Linked DNA regions of Homo sapiens: region 2 is linked to region 1. A link is a loop called in an ENCODE intact Hi-C map of the cell type or tissue named here. Cell type or tissue: Calu3. All regions are shown on one strand. Each heading gives the region's core, and the rest is flanking DNA. Links, peaks and the distances in the headings are about the cores only. Region 1 has its middle 27 kb from the start of LINC00701. Region 2 holds the start of LOC107984168 (a long non-coding RNA gene).

What was found. A loop is a pair of places that touch in the nucleus more often than their neighbours do. Peaks named below come from ENCODE experiments on the same cell type or tissue, not always from the same donor. Only the 100,000 strongest peaks of a DNase experiment are listed, where the experiment ranks them.
Region 2: it touches region 1 in a loop (10-fold over the local background); 2 of 110 quality-filtered maps call a loop at or near these places.

Annotation. Positions count from the first base shown.
Region 1 is chr10:2,282,333-2,292,866 of GRCh38, forward strand. No RefSeq gene overlaps it. Among named protein-coding and RNA genes, the nearest start is that of LINC00701, 27 kb to the right of the region's middle. RefSeq lists an enhancer at 7,907-8,536. In Calu3, for the core only: no CTCF peak of the experiment used is centred there; no DNase peak of the experiment used is centred there.
Region 2 is chr10:2,206,512-2,217,045 of GRCh38, forward strand. LOC107984168 (a long non-coding RNA gene) reads left to right here and starts at 2,716. Exons shown (of 4, transcript XR_001747270.2): 1 at 2,716-2,798; 2 at 5,724-5,778. RefSeq lists enhancers at 1,115-2,314, 7,139-8,338 and a silencer at 3,771-3,971. In Calu3, for the core only: no CTCF peak of the experiment used is centred there; a DNase peak (open chromatin) is centred at 7,780.

The DNA of each region.
Region 1 (10,534 bases), core at 1,776-9,775:
AGCGTGAAATACTGGAGTCAGGCTCAGCCCACATAATAAAGGGAGGCAATCAGCTATTCAGATGGAGAAGGAAGAGGCAGGGGAAGGACTGACGCCCAGCACAGCCCAGGGGAGGTTAAATTACCCATCAACCTTCTTCGCCCAATCAATAGGCACCAGAAACCTCACATGAAGAAAAATAACCTCAGAGGAGAAAAACGTTTCTAGCTATAACATGCTGTGGTTGTAACCAGTTTGTATTAATTCCCTATATTGGATCTCTTTTTGTGAGTTAATTCACAGGCAAATAATCAGGAATGTGTATTCACATATCTAGCAGGAAAACATTGAAATAATCTAAAATACTCCAGGATAGTTTTGAAATATTAAACGACATGCCTTTAGCTTTTAACTTCCATAATTGGGAACATTTTACTCCTTGAAAACAACTAGAACAATATATTTTACAGCATGTATCAGCTTAACTGGAATATTTAATGGTCATAGGGTCTTTCAAATAAATTTATAATAGAATGATATAAATTATTGGGCTGTCCTGTACCACTTTTCTTTTGCAAAAAATAACTTTTAGTTGAGTCACGTGGATGCTCTGGTTTGATGGAGATGCACACATTTTGGAAAATTATTTTTCAAGTAAATTCGACAAAGTCTTAAATAAGGAGACCATCTTTTAGAAAAAAGAATTTCTAAAAATTCTTTTTTCTCTCCTAAATTACATTTTGAGTTTATTATGAATGATTTCCAAGAAAATGTCAAGGGAGTTTCATATATAATGTTTTGCTTTTATTTATATTTTAATTCAAGCATGATTCAGAAAATCCTGGTAGTAACTATTTTTTTTTTTTTTTTTCGGTCACAAAGTACATCTGTAAGAGGTATGTAGCAGCTGTTGGAGAGAACCAGACTGGCAGCCTGGAGTAGTGGTTTCAACCCCTGGATCTGGAGCTGGACTCCTTGACTTTGTTAATTCTTGGCTTTGCACTGAATTAGCGGTGTGACTTTGGGAGAGTTACTTAACCTTTCTGTGCGTCATTTATAACATGAGATTATTAAGAATTTTGGTATTCATAATCATCTCAATATGTGTTATTCTTATTATTCATTAAGAGCAATCCCCAATCTATATATTATTAAGAATATTAAGGGATGAGCTCCCTGTGAAAATCTTGATGTCTTGCCTGACAAAGTGTGCATTCAGCAATAGACTTTAATTACTTTTTCAAGAAAGATCATGTGAGAATGGTAGGGGGAAAGAAAAGATGGAGAGGGTATGAGAGAGAATGAGAGGAGAGGAATAGGAGACTAGCAAGTTGGCCAATTTTTTTTCACAAAGTTTTACTGGAAAGTGAAGAGAAGACATGGAGTCTTAACTTTGGGGGATACTGGGTTAAGAAGTGTGAAGGTGTGTGTGCATGTGTATGTATGCATGTGTGTACGCCTGTGTGTATGAGTGTACGTGTGAAGTATGTCCAGTGTGGTGAATGTGTGTGTGTGTCAGGATCCTGCAATTTAAGCAGACAAAAATATAAACAACTGAATTGTTTTGAAAAGATTCCAGAAATAATTTTGAGTTTATTTTCAAGGGCAGGGTTACCCATTACTATCAGAGATCTCGTTGCTAAGGACTCCCTTTTTTTATTTTATTTTTGCACTGACTCCTTGCCTCCTGCCAGCAACCTGTGCCAAGCCTCAGCGTCCTGCCTGGAAGGGCATGGTTAATAGCTGCTGGAGGTGGCCCTCCTCCTCTGAGAGCTCCCTCTCAGCTAGTGTGGCAGAGGGCAAGGCAGGAATGCGGTGGGTGTGTTCAGGGTGAGAACTCGCACACTTCACACAGCCCGCCACTTGGGGAGGGGATCCTGCCTCACCCCACGTCAGGGTTCCTCTTTCTACGATGGATGAGGAGAATCACTAGGGGTAGAGAAATGCCTGTTAAGGCAGGATACAGGGCATGTCCCGGCAGGCCTGGGACCGGTCCTCGTTCATCACAGCCTTTCTCCAGAGCCTCAAGCGCCACCATCAGTCTTTTGAGCCCTGGTTTTCCTGACTGCAGAATGAGATAACAGTGCCAGTCCTACTGAGCTATGCCAGGGCTGCCACACATGTGTCCCCCATGCTGGGCGGTGGCTGCCACACACGCGTCCCCCATGCTAGGTGGTGGCTGCACACATGTGCCCCCCATTCTGGGTGGTGGCTGACCTGGAGTCGCTGGCAGCCATCAGCATTGTCACCATTTGATCACTTGAATGACGACCATGTGAGGAAATCCCATGTACAAGGCATTTTATGTAAATTTTTTGACTAAATCATATTAAAGGGGCTATCATAACCCACTTAAGGGATGGGGTTTGGTACCTAGAAGACTGCGTTGTGAGAGTTTCCACCACGAGCTACCTCACGGTGAACTCAAGGGAACCTACGATGAGCTTTTTACTTGCAAATATATGCAGGTTTATTTCATTCATTCACAAGGCAGGATACGTCACATTATGTTTCTAATCACATTATGTTTCTAGAAAACCAACATAACATTTAATATGAACGTCCAAAACAAAGAAAAGTACACCATGAGAAAGTGTAAGAGTTTGATGAAGTATCACTCAAGTAAACAGACATGCCAGGAAGGGACATATTTGCTGAAATCATTTTGCTGATTAAACTATTCCCATTTTGGAGGAAAGAGCTATTATTTTACTAGGTTCTAAAATCCAACCATCTTTTTATACTCCCCCAGGGCGTACTTTCTATAATATTAACCTGCCGATCAGTACTTATACTGAAATTTTTGATACGAAAGATGGCCATTTACAGACTCGCAGCAAATGAACTGAGATTGTAGGCAATAATGCCTTTTAAACAAAAATTGCAGTGTAAGCCACAAAATGTGTACCATTCACAGTTATGGGGAGAAAATAAATTGTTAGCTTGTGCAAAGCCTGGCAATTTGACACAATGCAAATATGTTATCAGTGCTTTTAGCCCACTTCCTGTAATGTTTCTAACTTATTCCATATCGGGAGGGTAAACAGGCGAGCTAATGATACTTACACCGGACCAGCACGGTGACAGGCATCATTGGCAGGGCGCTGGTACTTAACACCAATTAAGGATAATGAAAATGTATCCGCAGCAGAAACCAGGAGGCATTGGTGTGAGTGTCAGGAAATCTGACAAGCTCTTTCAAATTGAAAAACGAGGGGCACAAATTGCAATGAGAGCCATGGCTCTCCAGGGCTTGGTTCAGCTTTCGGGCAATTATCCGCAGAGTACTTGTTTACAAGTTATTATTTATGCAGGGTTCAAATGTCCCAAGCCTGAGGGTAACCTTTCCAGGCAGGAAACCACCGTGTGGGAGAATGCCTGCCCATCATCTGTTTCCAAGACGAAGGGAAATTGGGAAATGGAGAAAATGACATTTGGGTCCACATTCAACACTTAAGCCAAGACAGAAAAAGATGGAAAAAGATTTATCTGGAGGCATAAAACCTATGATTAGGGGAAATAAGACATAAAAATGAGATCCTAGGAAGCACCTATCCAGATGAACTTTACCCAGAAGGGGCTCTTCTGCACAAGGCAATGCCTGCTTCTTTGCCTATGTATTTTATGATTTACAATAAAAGCCGGTATTTCAATGACACCACATTCTTTAGAGTAATGGGCACTAAATTCTTACTGATCCTTAAAAATTTAATAGGCTTATTTTTAGAGTAGTTTTAAGTTCACAGAATAATTGAGCAGAAAGCTCAATGTAATAGAGAGCTCCCATTTAACCCCTGCCCCTGCACACGTACAGCCTCCCCCACTATCAATGTCCCCAACTTGGTGGTGCCTCTGTTACAATCAATGAACCAACAGAACACAGCATCACCCCCCAGAGTCCACAGTTCACACGAGGGCCCACTCTTGGGGTTGCTTATCCTGTGGGTGTGGCAAATTTAGAACGATATAGATCCATCACCGTAACATCATGCAACGTGCCCTAAACATCGCTGTCCTAAAAACCCCGTGCTCCTCCTAGTCACCCCTCCCTTCCCCCAACCCCTGGCAACCACTGATCTTTTTACTGTCTCCCTAGTTGTACTTTTTCCAGAATGCCCTTTAATTGGAATCAGATAGTATGCAGGCTTTTCAGATTGCCATCCTTCACTTAGTGACATGCATTTAAGTCTTCTCCATCCTTTTTCACGGCTTGAGAGCCCATTTCTTTTTTCAGCTAGAAGAATATCCCATTGTCTGGGTGTACTGCAGTTTATCCATTCATCCATTGATGGGCATCTTGGTGGCTTCCAAGTTTTGGCAATGATGAATAAAGCTGCTATGAGCATGCTCACACAGGATTTTGTGTGGAAGCAAGTTTTCAGCTTATTTAGGTAAGTGCCAAGGACTGCAATTGTTGGATCACATGCTAAGAGTGTGTTTAGTTTTATGAGAAACTGCCTAATTGTCTTCCAAAGCGGCTGAGCCATTTTGATCTCCCACCAGCAGTGGATGAGTGTTCCTGCTGCTCCACATCCTCACCAGCACCTGGCGTTGTCAGTGTTCTGTATTCTGGCCATGCTAACGGGTCTGTAGTGGCTAATGAACCTGATTGCTGTTCACTGTGTCCTTCTCTGATGACGTATGAGGTAGAGCAATGATGTGGAACATCTTTTCATGTGTTGCTTTGCCCTCTGCATGTCCTCTTTAGTGAGGAGATCTCCTGCACATTTAAAAATAAATTTTGTTTTCTCATTGTTCACTATGAAAAGTTCTTTGCATATTCTCGACACCAGCTCTCTATCTGAACAATGAGAAAACAAAATTAAAAACTACTCCTAATTCTCATGATATTATCTGCCACATAGCAGAAGTTTTTAATTTTAATGAAGTCTGGCTTATTAATTTTTTTACAGATCTTGCCTTTGGTGGTATATTTTAAAAGTCATTGCCGTACCTAAGGTCATCTAGATTTCCTCCTCTGTATCTTCTAGGAATTTTATAGATTTTCATTTTACATTTAGGTCTCTGATGTATTTGAGTTAATATGTTTAAAGGGTGTAAGATCTTTCTTTTTTTTTCCTTTTGCATGGGATGTCCAGTTGTGCCAGCACCATTTGTTGAAAAGACTATCTTTTCTCTACTGTATTGGTTTTGCTTCTTGGTCAGAGGTCAGTTGATTCTATTTGTGTGAGTCCATTTCCGGGCTTTCTATTCCGTGCCATTGATCTATTTGTTTCTTCTTTAGCCAATATCACACTGGCTTGATTGCTATAGCTTTTGAGTAAGTTACCATTGACTTCTGTATATTGCAATCTTGTATTCTACAGTCTTCCTATAATCACTTTTTGTTTGCAGGAGTTTTCTTTTTTGTGGATTCTTTCAGATATTATTATTATGCTTTTTTTGGCAAATGTATTTAACCAACCCGTAACACTCCTTAGAATAAAAGATTTTTGGAATAAAAAAGATCACAATTCTCCACCCAAGAATGTCAGGTGAAGTTAGGACATCAGTCATTCTTGGAATGGGAGGGACTGGTAGAAGACTTGACCCTTTTTTGTCCCTTTTTCTAGGGTTTTCCGAGGACCATAAGAATTCAAAAACACTCTTAAGAACCCAGCTCCTCCCCGGAGGTTGCAGTGAGACGAGAATGTGCCACTGCACTTCAGCCTGGGTGACAGAGTAAGACTCTGTCTCAAAAAAAAAAGAACCCAGTCCCTCCCACTTGGCCCTTAGACCCAGGTCTCCAGCCAAATGCCAATTAGAATCTTGTCCTTCGAGTATGTAAGATGAGCAGCTCCTTCCTGCCCCTACACCAACTTAGCTCTTTTTTCTTCCAAATTCTATAAATAATACATCTCCCGAATAGCTTTGGCCCACTGGCTTTCCACCTCATAGATGTAAGTTTCTTTTTCAATCCGAAGTCTGAAAAGGCTTAGGAGGTAACTGAGCTAGTTCAGAGGATAGGCCTGAATCAGTCAGGACGAACTACGGGCATGGGTTGAAGAGTGGCCCCTTCATATGTACGTTCATTTCCTAATGCCTGGTGTTGGTGAATGCGCCCTTATTTGGAAATAGAGTCTTTGCAGATGTAATCACATGAAGGATCTCAAGAAGAGATCATCCTAGAGGACCGGGGTGGACTCTAAAGGCAATGACTATTGTTTGTACAGGAGAAAGGAGAGGGAGATTGGAGACATAGAGGCATAGAGAGGAAAGCCCGCGTGGAGAGGGAGGGAGAGGTCGGAGTGCTGTGTCTACAAGCCAAAGGATGCCAAGGGCTCCTGACAGCCCATGGAAGCTAGGAGCAAAGCATGGGACAGATTCTCCCGCTGAGTCCTTAAGAAGGGACTAGCCCCCGCACACCTGGAGGGACTTCTGGCCTTCACAGCTGTGAGATAATAAATGTATGTTGTTTTAAGTCACCCAATTTGTGGTCATTTGTTACAGCAGCCCTGGGAAGCTAATCCACCAGGCTGTTCAGTGCAAACCAGTAACTCCCCAGTGAACCTCCAAATCACAGCAGTTCAACACAGAACGGTTTTGGTGGTTTGTTTTATCATTCAGAGGCCGCTCGACATCTGGCAGTGGCTCAGGCTGCCTCCTTCTAGGCCATGATGAGCACTGGTTCACCTTGCAGCTTCACTACCTCCACACATGACCCAGAGTCCAGCACATCAGGGGAAAAAGGGGAGTAAGGAGCCCACAGATGCGGTCAGTGGCTCCACGCAGAAGCAGCACATGTTGGCTCCTCAGTGTACTTATTGACCAGAGCTCCTCACACTCCCTGGCAGGATCCTTGTGGGCTTCAGGAAACTGCATGCCCAGCCCCGCCCCACCACCCCCCAACCTGATCTTCTCTCCTTCACCGACACCACCAAGAAGTCCTTGGGAGCTGGATTTTAGAAACAGGCTAGTCCTCCCCTCCGTTCACAGATGATGACATTTCTACCCAACCATTTAAATGACTGTGTGAAATTCACACATGGAATTAATGTCATGCCGCCACGTTTTCACAATGTGTGGTGTTCTCCTAGTGTCCCTGATGCTTGAAGACCCTGGCATCGAGTTCCCTGGGTCACCAGCAGCAGTCGTTTAAGAGCAGAGCAATGGCACCCGCTCTGCAACCCAGTGGCCGCACTCTCACAGACTGGGTGAACATCCTGCCTGCAGCTCCACATGTGGAAGACTGAGCTATTGAAAAATGTCACACCCGTCTGCACACTCACACTGTAAAATAGTCCTCTCAAGATTCACTTTCCACAACTTGTACTGAAAAAGGAAAATTAAACTCCATGAAAAATGTGACTTGAACCTTCCTAAGAACAAGGTCAACTTGGTGGGCACGGGAGCCTTCCAGTCACAAAGAACTCCCCGGGGTGGGGGCAAGAAATTCTTAATGTCTTCAGCAAGTGAAGCTGCATTTTTCTTTTGCAGTGGGTTCACACATTATGTAACCAATCCTACATCCGACCAACTGCAGTCAACACACCTAGGTTTGCCGTACGGCTGTTTAAAAAAAAATCTACCCAAAAGTTGCAGAATTTTCATGAAGCATGTTGTTTCACTTGGGGCTTTATTCCAGATAATTCAAAAATCCAAGAGAAATAAGTAAATGTAACATGCATTCGAAGTCACTCCGATACAGTGAATTGTGAGGTATTTCATTAAGTAAAAATATACACCCCGCTTTAAACCATCTGTTAATAATTGACCAAGGTTGCTTTCCTTTTAGATTTTGTTTGTTGCTTCATTTTCAAGGGAACTTAGAGTGATTTCAAAATATAAATAAAACAAGTTAGGAGGAAGGGAAATGCAATAAAGGAAAAGTGGATTTGTAGAAATCCAGGCTGTAGAACCCCGTACAATGGTGATGATTGGTTATAAATAGGTGGGAGAACTTCCTGATACCCAAAACAAGGGAGGAAATGCAATCAGTCATACATTTCTAAATGCCCATGGCTCGCATTGGAGTGAAAGCTGGTGAAGACACAGGATGGAAGCCCTGTGAAGAAGGAGGTCTCCGTCCCTTTGGCCCAGGATGTATCCCAGGGCAGAGAGGGGCAGTGTGCGGTGCAGCCTGCGTGCAGTGAGGGCACCGTGATGCGAGCACGCCCTGGAGATGCCAGAAGCAGCGCCCCTGACAATGCAGGACAAATGCAATCCTCCTGTGTGGTGCAGGATGGGTCCCAGGGCAGAGAGCGGCAGTGTGCAGTGCAGCTTGCACGCAGTGAGGGCACCCTGATGTGAGTGCACCCTGGAGATGCCAGAAGCAGCGCCCCTGACACTGCAGGACAAGTGCAATCCTCCTGTGTGGCCCAGGATGGGTCCCAGGTCAGAGAAGGGCAGCGTGAGGGGCAGCCTTCATGCAGGAGAGCACTGTGATGGGAGCGCCCTAGAGACGCCCGGAGCAGTGCCCCCAACACTGCAGGACAAGTGCAATCCTCCTGTGTGGCCCAGGTGGGCCCCAGGTCGGAGAAGGGCAGCGTGAGGGGCAGCCTTCATGCAGGAGAGCACTGTGATGGGAGCCCCTGGAGACGCCCGGGGCAGTGCCCCCAACACTGCAGGACAAGTGCAATCCTCCTGTGTGGCCCAGGATGGGTCCCAGGTCAGAGAAGGGCAGCGTGAGGGGCAGCCTTCATGCAGGAGAGCACTGTGATGGGAGCGCCCTGGAGACGCCCGGGGCAGTGCCCCCAACATTGCAGGACAAGTGCAATCCTCCTGTGTGGCCCAGGATGGGTCCCAGGTCAGAGAAGGGCAGTGTGAGGGGCAGCCTTCATGCAGGAGAGCACTGTGATGGGAGCGCCCTGGAGACGCCCGGAGCAGTGCCCCCAACACTGCAGGACAAGTGCAATCCTCCTGTGTGGCCTTAGACTGGGCACGACTTTAGAAGGCAAAATTCCCCCAATAAATAAATATATACAATCCTTGCACCCCTGTGATCGTTTCACGAGAACTTCTGCATTTAAAGTTCATGGTAGAAAATAAGAACAAAATACAGCTCAATGAAAGGGATTTTGTGGCGACAAAGGACATAATCTACAAAGGAAGTTTCCCAGCCTTTGAGAACCTACAAAAGCCATGTGCTGTCTGCCCAGAAAAGAAGCGATTAAATACCCCCTAGTTTGATCAAGCATTTCAGGTGACCATGGTCCTGACTGAAGGCAGATACCTGATTCACATTACGGTGTGGCAATTTGTGTGTCAAAAGACGAGTTCTTGATTATACTAGTAGATTAACCTCAAGTGCTTAAAGAAATTGCCACTAAAGCCATTTCCAGCAACCTAGACCCTCATAGAATAGCGTGGTATAGATGTGAAAGTCATGCTTTCTGGAAAGATTGCTCTCTATAACTAATTCACGTGATCGGTTCAGGTAATTTAGAGATTGCCAACTTTGTCACATCCATTTATTCTTAACAAGAGCATAGGTTCTAAATAGTAAAATTCATTAAAGTCAAGATTTTTATATTCTATATATTTATAAAATATTATAGATGTTATATGCTTTCAAGCCAATGTAACATCTCTGAATTTAGTGATTATTAAAATAAGAATATCAATATCTCTGCAAAATATGTGTGTATTTATCATACAAGATAAAACTATCACCCCTACTTTTCATAAGAGTTTGTGTGATTAGCTCAAACCCAAAGGTCACAACCCAGTCTTCTTAGTCCTGGTCCTAAATCTTCATAAAAGTGATAAGCGGTATTTCCGAATGGAGGCTAAAATGCTTATAACACTATTCATTCTAAACGCTATTCCTCACTTCTTTTCCTGACCATGATGCAGCATGGTTTTTCACCAAAAGCATCATAAATGCAAGCATTAAAGCAGATTCGATTTTATAGCTAGAAAAGAGATTATTATAACCAATGTCCTTTATTAAAATTGTTTTTATTTTATTTAAAATGCTAATACTTGCTAATGTAGAAACTGAAAATATGATGTTTTTTTAAAGTATCCAACAAAATAATTGTATTTTCTACCTTACACCTTAGTGTAAGAAAGTTTAAAATATATTACATTTATAATGTCTTCAGTTTCTGGGAGGATATGAAGTCATTTTACCAGGTCAGAAAATTGATTTGGTCCTTTGCTTTTTGCTAGCCTCAATCATGAAAAATAGAAATTTTGATACAGTATATTCAATCCTCATCCTTAGTAGCATTATTCTGCTTGACTGTGGTGAAAATATTTCATTCTAGAAGAATACTGCAGGCCTTGCTAGGGGCCTGCAATGAGTCCAGGCATTCGTGGAGATGGGTAAGTCAGTCCAAGTGTTGCAATTGGATTTTATGCACTCTCCCTACATACAACTAAATTCCAAAGCCCAGTTGATGTCATCACTATGCAACTGTCAACCTTGTCCAGAAATTAGTAGAGGAGATTCCGCCAATAGGCAGGAATAAATGTTTCCTGCCATCGTTTCACATTTAGTAATTACCTGAGGATCTTGTTCGTGCTTCTTAATGTTGAACAGGGTCCAGATCACATTGATTACTGACAAAAATCAGCACACTTGGAATTCAGATATCAAATACAATTAGAT
Region 2 (10,534 bases), core at 1,147-9,146, 76 kb before region 1:
ACCTTACAGATCTGAAGGACCATATGTAGATATTGACCCAGACCAAGTAGCAGTGTTGTTGGTTTTTTTTTTTTTTTTTTTTTCTGTGAAGGGCAAAAGAGTAAATAGCTTAGGCTTTGAGACCGTAAGGTCTACACTGGTTCAACTCTGTAGCGGTCATAGACCATATGAAAATGAATGGGCACAGCTGTATTCCAATCAAACTTTTTTTCATAAATGTAGGCAGTGGGCTAGCTTTGTTCTGCAAGCCATAGTTTGCTGACCCCTCTTCTGTAGCATGTTTTTCAAATAGTCATGCACAACGTGCTTTAAAATCATCTGGATTTTCTTCAGGGGTGAATTTAGTTTTTATAGTGACTGAACATTATAAATTAGAGAAGATTTTCTTTAAGAAAAAAGAACAAAATTGTGAATATAAATTAGGAAGGTAGCTACTTAGTGTTAGAAATGAAATCATACTGAATATCATAAAATTATAAAATCCAGAAAATATTATAGTATTTGTATCAATTGTCTGAAATATCTCACTAACACATCTTTCCTATATTTTTTGGCTCATACTTTTTCATCTCTTTTTGATTTGTAACGTCACTTACTACACAAGTAGTAGAAAGTTCACGTCCACTTTTCTAACACACTTATTAAAGTTTGTTAGTAATAGGTACAAATAAATTGTTTTCCATATAACATAGATGTGATATTGGTCATGTCCTGCAAATAATCCAGGACTACTATCAATTTTGAAAAAAAATAAAAAAAGAAACAAGAAAAAACCCCTCCACCAAATGTCCGGTGTAGACCCATGAGGTTTGAGTGTGTTTTCCACGGACCTGTCCTGGCTCTGCACATTTCTAACCCCGTTTCCTCTGCATCCTCTACGTGTTGTCTTGCCTGTGCCCCAGCACGGAAAGCCACTGAGCTCCGCACGTGTGTGACAGGTGGTTGGACTGGCTGAGAGGGGCAGGAGACGGCTCTCCCCCACCCACGAGAAACATCGGGTGATGGTTCAGCAATAATTGCATTGCCTCTCTGAGGGTGATAATCCAGCAGTGCCGGGGAGGCGCCCTTTCCTGATGGTCCACACCTATTAACATCAAAATGTTCATTGAATGCGGGCCTCAGGGAGAAGAAACTTTCTGTGGATGCGCACTAAGAGACGAAAATGGCGATGTAGGATCTTGAGGGTACACAGCACCGGAAACGGGAAGGAAACCTCAGCGGGACCTGTGTTGTCCGTCCCTAAGCACACTGCGCATGCGCATTTCCCAGGGCAAGGAGGGCTCTGCGCATGCGGACAGTGCACCCTGAGGGAAGAATCATGGAAAAGGGGTGAGTCTATCAAAATCTTAAGATCACGGTTAAACCGGACACTTGACCTCTCTTTAACCTTCATGTGCCAGGGCACCTTTCGTTCTTTCCTGTTATAAGCCCTCTTTAAGTAGACTTCCATTCCTGCCATAGAACTTGCCTCCGTCTCTTTTCCTGCTTTATGCCCCTCAGTCAAATTAGTCAAATTCTTTTTTCTGAGGAGACAAGGGCTGAAGTTGCTACGAACCCATTGGGATTTGAGCTGGTAACTCAGGTCTCTGCCACCGGTAATACGTGGGTGCTGCCAGGGTCCTGGTGCTGTGAATCAACCTAGAGAGGAACAGGCCAGAGCTATCCCTATAGGCAGAAACTATCCCTATAGACAGCAGGAAGCGGCTTCACCAAACTGAACTCAGAAGTGACCCCAGATAAGTCACAGACCGACGTCTCACTCAAAAGAAATGTATTACCAAGTCAGTTTCCCATAACGAATTCTCCCAAACAGCCACGCCCATTACAAAAGGAAGTGTGATGGTGGGAAAGTCATGGCCAAAGGAAGGTCTTTAGTAAGAACAGAAACATCCTACGTTTGCAGAGTTCACAAAGACATTTGACCATGTGTGTGTGCCTGGTCATCTCCCAGACCCTTGGATGCAGCTGTTGTCAGAAAAGGTCACCAGAGCTTTAGCCCCATTCACATCCTAAGAGTCACGTCCAGATTTCCTTCAAATGGAGACCTCGACCCCCATCCCGGATCAGGGGACTGTGAATCTCTGGGCACATGGTCTGGAGGGGCTATGTAATGATCAGAACAACGTTCTGATAGCCCGCAGCAGCCTGGGCCTCCCCTAACATCCAGGGTCGATAAAGATGTTTGGAAAACCAGAGATGTACCTCATTCCAGAATATTGCACAAAGCCCTCTAGTTATAGAAAATCCTCCCTTGTTTGAATCAAAATAAACTATTAAATTTGGGTGTAAGTGATACATGCTTGTATTTTATCAGAGGGTGTATTCGTAGATGCTGAGGAGTTGTTACATCTATAAGTTTATATTGACAATTTCATAATTATTTTAGTTCACAGTTTAAATTTCATAGAGATTTCATACCTTTTGAATACTTATAATAATGCACAGATACAAAATATTTTTTCTTTTTTATATATATAGCTAATTTAGTAGATACATAGGTGAGTAAGTAGATAGATGTATAGATATTCACAGTAGCTCTTAAGAACATACTTTGTACATGTGCCTTGCAATAAATATTGTTGAATAAATAAATGAGTATATAGGTTATCTTATTAGAGCATCAAAAAAGCCTTTGATGTAACTTGGGCTCGAAATGAAAGAAAATTTGCCAGTGTTGATGCAAGAAACATATTGCCAAATTTGGACTTGTCCCCAGATCTGTGCACTCCTAATTCTGGTCAACTATTCATCCTTTCAATTACCTGAAAAAAAGAAATTCCGTGTCTGCTTTCAAATGGGTAAGTGCAAATTAAACATTCATCCTGGACACTAAGCCATTTTTGAAGCCTTGAAAATAGCAATCACGTGGCTAGTCATTGCTATTATTAAAGATTTATTACAACCTACTTCACATATTCCAAGCAGTCTCCTAACCCCTTTATAAATATTAACTTAACAAATTCCTCATCAAAGTGCCATCGAGAACCCCTGTTATTATCCGTATTACAGGTGAGGATCCTGAAGCACAGGTGGTTAGGCAGCTTCCCAAACCCATTCAGGAGAATCTAGAGAGGCTTAGGTTCACATCAGTACCTCTGGGTTCTGATTTCATATTTTCTGTCATGTACTATGACAATCTGATTCTCAAACACACAGACCTTGTGGAAAATGCAAATCCTAGAGTTTGAATTACCTAGATAAAAACGAATCTTTGTTTGAACCATGGTCGCTTAAACTATCCAATAACCAATATATATCAATATCTAAAATGGCCTTACAAGTCTTCCTAAGAAATCAGCTTTTTTAACATGGTGGCAGTTTGTATTTTATTAATCAACATAAGGCTGGCCTGTCTTGGCTATTAACTATGACTTAAAGGAAATTTCCTATTCCTCCTGGACATCGGCAAGTTCATCTCTAAATCATGTGGAAAATAGAATATAATTCATAAGTGGCCAGGGAGATGAAATGGCTGCTGTATAAGCATCTCCAGTATATGGTCGATATTCTCAGCATTCACTCAGTGCGTTTTCTTCACTTATCATGGAGCTATGTTTGTAAGTTCTCAAGTCATCACAGGGCTATTTTTAAACGCCCCCATCACTTTCGAATTGTTTCCCAGTCAGTGACTTGTGAGCTCTCCTTTAACTTTTAATCTTCTTTGACATTTCTTCACCCTGCCTTTGTTTGTGTTTTCTCACCATAAATCATCTCTGTCTAGGAGAAGCCACTCATCAGTCAAGGTCTCATCACATCTTCGCTCCCCCGAGGCTCCTCCTGTTTGGTAGGATTAGAGCTAGGATCGCCTGAGACCATGTAGATAGTTCAATAAACTGCTTAAGAAAACAGCCCTGCCCTTCTTTTACAAGCCGATCTCCGGCCCTCATTTCCAGCAGTTGCTATCCCAATCAATACTGGTATCTGAGTAATTAAAGGCTTCCAGGTTTAGAGTTCTTGCCTTCTTGCAGGCTCTCCTTATCTACAAAAACACTGCCTTACATATTTGCTTCCACTGTCCTTGACTTTTCCAGCCGCAATCCACAATTACGTTGCTATTTTTTATTCCAAATTGACTGCTGTGTCAGGTGAGCTATTTAAAAGATTTTTGCTCATACGATTCCTACTGTGGCCCACCCTGATAATATTTGACAGAGCCATTTAGTTTGTATCTGTTATCTTAGTGCCAAAGTAAATTCCACTCCCCTCCTCATGCATCTTTCCTGGATAAATAAATCCATCTCCATTGGATTATGCTCACCCCTTCATTAGCTCTCTGAAAAAGTGACTCCAGAAAACACCCTTTACAGTCTCAGGAGCTCTCTCTCTAACTGCCTTTCTGATGATCAATATCTGCACAAGAAATGAAAAATTCAGTCAAGCCCAGCCATGACTGCAATGATGTGAATATGTGATATTACATAGATCACCAAATGTTATACAAAATTTTAAAAATCTGAGAAATGCTTCAGATGTTTTTCCTCAGACATCACTCATTGAGGCTGGAAGGCTTTCTATAAATTATGCAAGATGGCAGTCACATTATTCTGAATTTACAGAAGCCTAGATGTCGTTTTTACAAAACTGAGAGTCTATGGGCAGGACAAGTGAGGGAGAAGACATTAAGGAGAAAATGATGGAGAAAAATAAAAACGGAGCTGAGTAGTGAGAGGATGTGGTTTTAGTCAAGGCTACTCTGTGAAATGGCTCATAAGAACCTTGCCAACAACTGTAAACATCCCCACTAACTGTAAAGAACCATCACCACCCACCACAAGCAACAGCCATCACCACTACCACCAACAACAGCCATCACCACTGCCACCCACCACCAGCAACAGCCATCACCACCCACCACCAGCAACAGCCATCACCACCCACCACCAGCAACAGCCATCACCACTACCAGCAGCAACAACCATCACCACCCAACAGCAACAGCCATCACCACCCATGACCAGCTACAGCCTCAACCACTACCACCAGCAACAGCCATCAGCCACTAACACCTACCAGCAAAAGCCATCACCCCCACCGGCAAAAGCCATCACCACCCGCCAGTCGCAGCCATCACCACTAACCACCTCCTCAAATATAGGAGCCCATGGAAGATGGTGCCGGTCAGGGAAGAGCCACGGAGCAATAAAAAGACAAGTCAGTGGTTAAAAAAAGTTCCAAGTGTTAACCATCAGAGGTCAATCCTTTGCTTACAAAGAAAATAAAACCTAAAGTGGGAAGTTCATGCCACTAGGAAAGACAAGGAGTCTGTAGATATATCTCTTGAAGACAAAGTCATTTCAGGAAGAGCATAAGGAAAAGTTTATAACCATGGTCGAAAATAACACATTAAAAGTAGAATCGGTCTGTTTTTGCTATGATAGTTTGCTTTACTCACATTCACAAGTAAAGACAGGGAGGTTCATGCATCAGATCATGCCACCTTCACAAAGTCACACAACAGCTAAAGTCAGTAGATACACCCAGGCAGCCCAGAGTCAAAACCAAAAGTCTTTCACCGTGCTCTCTATCATGGCTTTAATTTTCAACAAAAATAACTGTATTCAGCAAAGAGTTAAAACATTCCGCTTCAGTGAATCTTTGTAAATTTTCCACTTCCAGCTTTAACACTCTAAAAACTGCCCAGGTAATTGTACATAATACTAAGGGGGAGCAAAAGAAAAAAAAAATCAATAAAAGATTATATAATTGTATTTCTTATCTTCCAGTGCTGAAGCTATCCATAGAAAATCTAGTTATCAGAAGACACCCAACCTTGACAAGGTGAGCCTGGATTTGCCGCGGAGCAGCTTGTGATTTTTGAAGTGTTATTATGACAATTGCCATTACGGAGTTGTAGCTGTACCTTTTAATTTGGTTGTCAAGGGAGACAGGGAGCAATAATTAAGGCTAAAAGATGGAGAGTGGAAGGCTTATTAAAGGATATGTTGAAGACGGGAATTTGATCTGAGAATTAGATTCTGATGAGCGCTGTTACTGCCGCCTGGGCACTCCTGAGTGACGGAGGCGCCGCACAGGCAATTACAGCAACAGACGTCTCCCTAATCTTTACAAGCCCAAACTCACTGCCACATCCATTTAAATTAATTTTTCTGAAGCCTGAAAGTTTATAGCTTCACCAAATTGGAGATTTGTTTGTTTATTGTTCATAGGAAATATTTTAGGGGAGCAAATAATGCTGAAAGCCATCACGTCTGTCTTGCTTGTCTTTTTAACTTGTAAAATTAATGCTATGAGATGAATCTGAAGGCTGCTGACTTTATGAAGCTGATGGGTACTTGGCAGCCAAACATTATTATGATTATCAGTGGAAGGTCACAGCAAAGCATGTAAAAGTCACAGCTGATTCAGGAGCTCCCTACATTGAGCAAAGGATTGGGGAAAAAAACTAAATCACAGGCTTGTGCTGTTTGGTGTTATAAGTGAGAAATCAGTCTTCCTTGCCTTGCTGAAACTGAAATTTTCAGGAACGGATTTTAAACAACTTTGGACATAGTTATTTCAAGATGTCTGTTCCATAGAGATAGCAATAGTTCATTACCATCCACACTGAAAACCTATTTTAAGGAGTACTTTGCTGCACAAAGATTAATTTACTACATCATTTTTTTTCCTCCCAGTAACAGTAATGTAAGTAATTGTTGTACCTTAAATTGGCATTATATTTTGATAGCCTAGTTTTTAATATACAAAGAACTGTTCAGTGTAACTGTTCAGAAACACAGAAATAGAGACAGAAAATAGGAATCTTTGGGAACAGCTCTCCATTTAAATCCCATTTATTGTTCTGATAGAGAGTGCTGGCTAAAGATGTTTCACCATAATAATAATGACTGAACCATGATTGTTTTGCAAGGAAGCTTCAAAAACTATCAGACATTTTTGTTGGTGATTTGGATATGGCAAAATCTGAAAACCCACCCTGACTAAAAGTATTCCGTTCTTTCCCATCTGTTAAGACACGGTTATTTCCTGTGAAATTTCTATAATAGGGCTTTTATACATATATAAAGTTGAGCAACACTCTGTGATATTAACTGGTGATAATTTTATAAGCTTGCCTAGTAATAAAAGAGCATTAATATCACAAAATAAAAATCAGTAGATAGTACCTATAGATAATGGAAGAAGAAATAACATGTGGTCTTAATAATGAATGTGGAAAATACTAAAAAGAGTAACATTTCTATATATTGGAGAGGAACTGGGGAAAATGGGGAGTAGCTGAGTCCTCAGTACATGGGGATATTGGTTATAATTTCTCATATTAAGCAGCATAAAGCTATTACTTAGGGACATGGTGATTTAATATCAGAAATGATTAAATGATTTTAGTAGTTATCTTTGGGGGCACAGAAATGGGGATAAGGATGCTTCAGAGGGGGTGGAAGACAGAAGTTTTCATTTATTATTTTTTTAATGATGTTCAAATATTTCTGTGATAAAACATTTAAAAGTACATTTAAAATTATATATGTACATTATATGTAGAGTGTGTGCCATAAGCTACTAATTACTATGTCAAATGATTCAGCTTATCTTTTTTTGTGAAGCTAGATATTCTGCAAAGAAACGCTGCTAACACATTGTCTTACTTTTTGTCAATTTTAGTATGATGATGAGTAACTTATGAGTCAATATTACCGCACTTCCTGCAGATAAAACTTGAGTGGTAATACCTAAGGTATCAGTGTGTTGAGTTTCCAATTAGCGTAGGCATTTAGGAATGCGCACACGCTACTTGATCTGGGGGCCCTGCTGTGATGACGTGTGCATGTGGTGCCTTGTTGGAGAAAGGCGCCGTCTTCTCTACCTGTTGCACGATAGCTCGGGGTAAACAGCCCTGTGTTACGTCTTTCCTATCACTGTGGCTGCAGCCCAGTATAGACTAAAGGCAGAGACAGCAAGAGGTTACAACGGGGATCCAACCATACCCTCTGCTCCTGAAGCAGGGAGGGCATACTGACTTGTTCCCTGTGGAAGCCCTGAGGCTCCTGTCCTAGTGGATCACGCGTCCCTTGCACCCTTGTGAATGCGCACCCGGCTCTTTTGCAAGATGAGCAGTCCTCCAGGATACCAGCAGACCACCAGGTGGTTACAAGTTCCTGTCACCTGGGACAACCCATGAAAGAGAACAAAGATCCCTTATTTTGGATAGAATCCCCTCCCCAATCTCCCAACAATCAGCACCAAAAGCCCAAGAAGCTGTTAGCTACAAACTCCTGCCTTGGGTGTGGTCGGGGCCTCTCTGGGGTCCTGCATGTGCAGCTGGGCTTAAGGTTTAGCTTACAGTGGAAAAAGCTGATGGAGGAATAAGCCACTACTTTTTTCCTCATATTAATAGTAAAAAACACACCTCTAAGTGGAGATTTTCTACACTAATGACACATGTGGTGCGTGTTGGAGCTGGCAGACACTGAGCACGTGCGCCAACCACAGGTTCACCTTTGCCTCCCGGACCTCACCAGTATTTTATGAAGATGGATGTGCAGTTCCCATGAAAGGAATTCCCCTCGAGGCACCAGGGGCCGCCTCTGCCTCTGAGCAGCCCGTTCTGCCTCAGAGCGGGCTTTCACTTCACAATACATTTCTGTGCCTCCTCTTGGACTCGCTCTCAAATTCTTTTGTGCAGCAAAGTCAAAAAATCAGAACTAGCCCACCCACCTACCTCACTCTCGGGCTGCCCTCTGCCTCTAGAACTTTCTCCTGAAAGCCATGAGGAGGGAATGAGTGTCCTCAGTCTGGGTCAGGGTTGAGCCGGTAACGTTCTATAACCTCAGGGGCTGTGCGTTTGCTCGAAAGTATTACATGCATTTTGGGCTGAGGCTTTACTAGATTGTTGTTTATCAGTCCTTGCAGTGGCAGCGTATCGAATCAATTGAAGGAAGAGTCAGGCTTTGTAAAATGTGATGGAAAAAATTCGATGTTGGGAAGGTCTTAGTTTACGACGCGAAGTCTTCTATCCTATTATTTCTCACGAGCTCGCGCTTGCTGCGCGTTTACAGAGGTAGTGAGCACTAATCGAGGATCCAGAGACAAGCGTGTTATCTCAGCTCAGCCAGTGAGCAGCCTGAGATCTTGGCAAAATTACTCAAAGGAGTGTGTGCTTCTTCCTCAGTTATATATGGTCACTGCTACCTTCCCTACGTGACACTTCTTTCTGTTTGTTCAACCAACACCGATGGTGTGCGCAGGCAGTAAGACATGGTCTTCATTCCCTAGCTCCATAAAACTTAAAATCTGGGGGAGAAAATAAAGACGCCAAGCCAGCCCTGCATAAATGAAAAGATAGATCATCTTCCTGATTGAAAATACTTAACGTCATAAAGGTATTTTAAATCACCCCTCTAGAAAATCTAGAATACAGAAATTCAGCTATGTTATTTGTAATGGAACTTAGTAAGCAAACTCTAATATTAGAGAGAAAGAATATGTACAACATTACTCCAGAAAATGTTGAAAAAGAACAGTAAAAGGGATTTGAAATACTAAATATGAAAACATCCTATTAAAATACAGTAATTAAAGTAGTAAAAAAAAAATAAAGAGAAAAATCAGTCAATGAAGAAAGGAAGGACTCTGCCAGCCTGGTGTTAGGATAATAACAACATACTTATCAAAGTTTTAAAATAAAAAACACATGCCAACATAATACACACATATAAATATATACATGGAACAAAAAGAGAAGATAAACATAGACTGTTGGGTTTTTGAAAGGGAATTCCCGATGTTTACAGAGATTACTCAAATATAAATTAATGCAGATGAGAGAGTGGCAATTTAATGTTCAAATTAGACTTAAAAATATATACTCCAATAGCAAGTATAAAAATTATTGCAAATGGCTGACTTCAACAACCCCTTCCCAAGCATAAATTCCAGATGCTGTCAGCACTTTCATGAAACTGATTATATAAGCAAGATATTTAAGTTTTTTTCTTGAGCTTAAAAAATGGGATACATAGGCATGTGTGTGTGTCTGTGTGTATATTATATGTGTATATGGTATCTACAGTTATATATACATACATAGTTTTTATTAGAGATACTGCATAACTCTGATGCTAACACAGCAAAAGGTATGATATTTGCTGAAGAAAAGTAAACATCTCTCTATGAAATGAAGACAAATGCTTAATTAAATTATTAGAAATTCTATCTTGCAGTATATTAAAATGATACCTGAATATGAAAAATGAAGATGGCTTCACACTGGAATCTTATAAATAATGTTAGCAGTAAGTTAAGTAGAAACATACATCATCATCTCAATAGATTTATAAAACATATGAAAAAGTAGACAATTTTAAATGTGTATCTGATATAATAATTACTAAACTGAAAGCATAGAAATTTTATACTATTTAATTTTATATTCATTGCTTTTTCCTGAAATTTTTAATAATCTTATTTTGTCTACATATATATGGTCAAAATTTTATTGAAGAAATCAAAGTATGATAAGAAGTCATCATGAAGTGGATTTGTTCATCAAAATTTCTTTAGGGCTTTTCTT